Linked DNA regions of Mus musculus: region 2 is linked to region 1. The links are chromatin loops, found by intact Hi-C in ENCODE. Cell type or tissue: gastrocnemius. All regions are shown on one strand.

Evidence for each region. Peaks named below come from ENCODE experiments on the same cell type or tissue, not always from the same donor. Only the 100,000 strongest peaks of a DNase experiment are listed, where the experiment ranks them.
Region 2: it touches region 1 in a loop (9-fold over the local background); 12 of 42 quality-filtered maps call a loop at or near these places.

What each region holds. Positions count from the first base shown.
Region 1 is chr15:10,713,937-10,716,436 of GRCm38, forward strand. It overlaps Rai14 (retinoic acid induced 14), which reads right to left and starts at 695. Exons shown (of 18, transcript NM_001166408.1): 1 at 587-695. It overlaps 4930556M19Rik (RIKEN cDNA 4930556M19 gene), which reads left to right and starts at 900. Exons shown (of 7, transcript NR_045063.1): 1 at 900-1,044. In gastrocnemius, a CTCF peak has its summit at 1,385; DNase peaks (open chromatin) are centred at 148, 778 and 1,404; H3K4me3 peaks cover 1,829 bases; H3K27ac peaks cover 1,878 bases.
Region 2 is chr15:10,504,918-10,507,417 of GRCm38, forward strand. The region is part of intron 11 of Ttc23l (tetratricopeptide repeat domain 23-like); the gene reads right to left. Among named protein-coding and RNA genes, the nearest start is that of Rad1, 20 kb to the left of the region's middle. In gastrocnemius, no CTCF peak of the experiment used is centred here; a DNase peak (open chromatin) is centred at 1,411; H3K4me3 peaks cover 447 bases.

The sequences.
Region 1 (2,500 bases):
GGTAAGGGGTAGTGGCAGGCCCAGGGTGGTCTCGCCTGCGCCCTCCAGACAGCTCACCAGCTCCCTTGAGTCCGTAAAGGAACAATAGCGGACTGTGGGTCTCCAGAGCCACCGGGCGTCTCTCGCTCCCACCTCCCGTCTCCGGCTTTTCCAAGTTCAGTCAAGAGGTGGGTCGAGCCAGGGAGCAAGGACTGGGGCACCGGACCCGGGGCAGGGCACGAAAGTGGGACGGGCTGCCCCGGGGGCGCAGCCACAGCGTCCTCTCGGGTCCGGTCATTCATTCCCACCCGCGCTCCCTCCGCAGACACCCCGCGCCACTGTCCCGCACCAGACCGCCAGAGGAGGCGAACCCCCTTTCCAAACTAGGTCGCACCTCTCTCTCTTTCTGCCAGATCCCCACTATCCTCCCGTTCCTCCACCCCACCCCCCCTTCCAACTGTCTTCCGTGGTCAGTGAGCGGCCAAAGCTCTGTCCAGACCAAAACTCCCGCCCGCTCCTCTCGGCGCCCGGAGCTCTGCGCAGCCCCAGACACAAAGGCGGGGACCGAGTCCAGAGCCCGCACCCCAGCCTCGCCGCCGCCACTCACCCCATCCAAGCGGCGGCCTCAGCTCCTGGCCCCGCTGGCCGTCCCGCCCGCCGCTTCCCCAGGAAAGTGCGGCTGCCGGGCTCGCTTCCTGCTCGGCTTCCTGCGCTGGGTCCCTCCTCCTCCTCCTCCTCCTCCTCCTCCTCCTTCTCCTCCTCCTCCCGACGCGGGGTCAGTGGGCGCTCAGCTCCGGGGCTCCGCCGGCAGGGCGGGGGCAACGGCAGCACCACCACGTGGCCGCCGGGCGCCGGCCCCCGACCTGGATCCCGTGGGCTCCAGGAGGGAGTTGCTAGCCACTCCCACTCCGCGCGGCCCCAAATTCCGGGAGTCAGGTGACCTGGCCCCGGAGCTGCTCCCTGGACCTGCGGGAGGTGCTCTGCGACCGCCCACGCCCCGGCCCGCGGCGCGTCCCGGACGTCCACGCTTGCGTTTCTGCGGATCGTGGGAATCCTTCTGCGTGGGTCTGTCTCACACCTTAACTTGAAGTTAGTGAGATCCGCGGTATGCGGGTTCCACCGCTGGGGTAGGATAAGGGCTCGGAAAAAGTACTTGTTTCTGGTCAGTTTCCAAAGTTATCTGTAGTCTTAGGAAAAGCCGAGTCACCGACCCAAGCCCCCTCTGAACCAGACTGAGATCGGTTCCATTTCCAGTGTGAACGAAAAGAAAGTAAACCAGAATGTACTTACATTTTCTGGGCTAAACCAGTTGGTTGGAGCGACTGTTTCCTAACACTCCTCAGGTGTAAGACAAAACTTAGTTGTGTTCTGCTCAGGGCTTGGGAGACTATCTACAGCCTGGACTGGCCGGCTAGATAGGGGCAGGAGCGCCCTCAGCGGGGTGTCTTGAGTTTGGAAGTCCTGAGATCCGGTAAAGCTTCCCTCCCCCAGACCACCAGGACCGGACCTCTGAACCGAATCGACCCTTCCATTAATTCTGAGGGTTTGAAATCTCACTATTATTCCCCTAATTTAAGCAGGGATTTTAGTCCCACTAGCCAGCTAGATCGTAAAAAGTTTGACTCACCAAAGCTCCATGGGACTCCTGGTTGGTGTTGTGTCTTTCGCACAGAAAGGTTTCTAGAGTAAGCAGATCCTAGCTATTTTTGCTAGGATCGCCTGTAAGTCCACTGAAGTAAGGAGGAAAAACAACCAGTTCCAACAGAAGTGAGAGTCACCCTAACAGCAATCAGTGTACAGTATCTTGACTTTGTGTGTTACCATCGGATCGGGTGGTTTGTTTTTTTTTGTTTGTTTGTTTTTTTTTACCCCACCCCTTCACTCCTTTCCCTAAGAGAACACCTTGCCTTAGCTTTCACAAGCGAACTTGCCAACTAGAAAACAAAAGCTTCATCTTTAGCTCAATAGTCTTTACTTCCTAAGTACCATACATCAAAAAGAATCCCTGGGGGGGGGGGGCGGGGCAGGGGAGTGGGAGTGGGGAGCCAATTCAAAGCAAGATACACACTTTTACACATGTGATGTGGAACTAAAAACCACACTAAAAGAAACAATTGACAGCACCCTGTGTAGTGTGGGCCATTTCTTCTAACCGGGTTTTGATCTTGGGTTCTTTAATCAGTTACCAACAGAGTATTTAAGTACCTTCTACCGATCCTCCAGCTGGAGGAAAGGTAACCACCTGTGGATCTGCTTTTTGTTGAATCAGAGGCAGCTGGGAGGGTGGTACAGCCTGTCAAAGGCTCCTTTGGAAATGCCAGTGTGTGCATATTGTTTAGGAAACCGACGACAAACTGTAGTTAAACTATTCAACAAGTGTCTCTCTAACCAGCCTTTCATCACCCAAGTCTTCGCCTCTGCTTATCTTTCCTGGTCACCTGAAAAGACCCCTTTCTCACGCTGCCCTGTTCCCATAGGTGCCTTGTGTGCTACCCTCATTAGTTTATAACTCAGCCCCCAT
Region 2 (2,500 bases), 210 kb before region 1:
TTCTCACTACATTTGTACCCCAGTACTCAGCTACTAAATCAGGCTATAATCTCTCCCAAATAAGCATGAATTATCTCCAAAACTCTTTCCAAGTCTCATTGTTTCATATACACACATTCTGTAGATTGTTTTATCCTTCTCATGGGCTTCGGAAGGAATATTTCTCCTGAGTCCTTGCTCCAAACAGCCAACAGCTTACTAGATATTGCCAAATGGGTGTACAGGGAGTACCTCAAACACAGCACAGGCAACGTGGAAATCATTATCTCCCTAAGTCTTATGTATCTCTCCTCCAGGATGGTCTCCTCTGCCAGCACTGCCCATTACATATTTATCTCGTTTTCAGGCCGGGGACTTCAAAGCCAACTTGAGTCTTGCCACTGACATACTTCACATCTAATTGGTTTCAACTCAGATGGCAGAATGTTTCTCAATATATCGTCAATACATTCCTTTCTTATAGCTTAGGTACTTAGGGGTCTCAGCATCCTTCTCTTAGGCTATTGGATCTGCCTGCCAGTGTGCTCCTTACTTCTCCCTACTTGTCTTTCACATCCATTGCTATTGAAGTTCATGTCTGAAAGCTGATAACTGTTATCATATCCTGTTCGAAGTTCTTCCATAGCTGCCTTCTGTATAAGTCTGAACACGTAGTATAGTTTATGAAAACCCCATGGTATGGCCCAAATATTTCACCTCAAGTTTATCCACAGCTTGCTATTATCTATGAACCTTAAAGTGTAACAACTCACGACAGCAGTTTCTTCACAACAGTGCTTACCGAGGAACACCCACTCTGGCTTCTTTTCTATCTGTGGTTTCAGTCATCTATCTATGTTTGAAGATACCCTACCCTTCCTGCATGCCGTTTACACTCACAGTTTTGGCTTCACAACGTATTCCCTATCGTTTTTTATTTATAATTCTATTAAAACATACTACAGAGTAGTTTCAAACTGGTTCTGTGTATATTTTCTCCAAAAGGAACGTCTCTTGGACACATTGAGTATTTCTTGTTCTTTAGGAGCTTGACCTACGAACGATTAACCTGAAGTGCATCTGTGACTCAGGTAGAAACTTAACAACTTCCAAGTTTATTTACAAATCAGAAGTTCTCTCTGTCTTTTCTAACCACTGAGATCTTAAGCGGTGCCCTTGCAACTGTTGTTTTGCTCTGGAATTAACTCCTGCCCCAAGCAGCCCGTTCTGCTCTGACTTCTTTGCAGAGCCTCCATAGGACACGACTTCAGGCTGCTGGCTATGGCAGTCCAGTGTGGATTTCACTGAGTTCCCGGAAGGAGGTGTCACAAAGCACACGAGAGCACACTGGGACACGAGCGGGGTCCCAGGACATCTGGGACTGATTGTTCCAGTGCGATGCTGAAGCCGAGAGAGCAACTCCTGCCCTGCTTTTGGCCATCTGGGCTTTGGCAACTGCCCCATGGCTTTGCTCAGCAGTTCTTGGGAAATGAGATACGGGCTTGTTTCACAGAAAGAAAAACGTTTATTGACGCAATATCTACTACAGCAGAGGACTTCAAAAGACTCTTCTTTTCCCCTTATATGGGCTCTAGCTAGGTCTATATCTCATTGTCTTAGCAGAAAGAGAGCAATTAGAGACTTACAGTAAAATCCCAGCAGCCTTGCCTCTTCCTGGACAAATTAATGCTAGAAACTCAGTTTTCAGTGTCTCCACATGTAAAATGGGTTCTGGAGTACAGCCTGCTGAAGAGGCCTCTCTATATGCGGATGGAAACCCTTCAAAGCCAGGTTCTTTACATAGTGAAAGAGTAGGAACCTGAAATCTCATCAGCTTAAGTTCAAGCATGTAAAGAAACAGACTGCCTGGCGTCTGCATTGGCTTCCACAAATGTCCCCTAGTTTCTCCTCGTTTCACGGCACTGGTCACCTTGAGGCTACTGAGAAAACATATTCACTCCATTTATCTTGCATTCTTCCTTTTGGAAAGTTAGAGATACATTTTATTAACTCTTGGAGTATACATGATGTTTTGGCCATCTTATCTCTTACCCCTTCTCCTCCTAATCCACCTCTCGTCTTACCCACCTGGCTAACTTTGCATTCTCCATTTTTTAAAGCATTAGAGTCCTGCTAATGGCTACGTAATTTTACATGTATGTCTTTAATTTGTACAGATCATGCATGCTGTCCTAATTCATATGTACAGCTGCTGTAGACAGAGGACACGGTTGCCCTGTAGTCATCCAACCATCCCTGCCCCTTACAGTCTTTCTGCTCCCTCTTCTACAATGGTTCCTAAGCCCTGGGAAAAAGGGAGCATGTGTGGATGTCTCCTTTAGCTGCGCGCCGAGCAGTCACTTACTCAAAAAGGACAAATGGTTTACTCAGGTTCATGTGTTGCCCAAGTGTAAAGTGGGAATATTCCTTACCTTATTCTTAATAGAAAACACTAATATGGCCATATATATGACTCGTTTAAACATTACAGTTCATTATGTCTACCTTTCAGAAAAAGAAT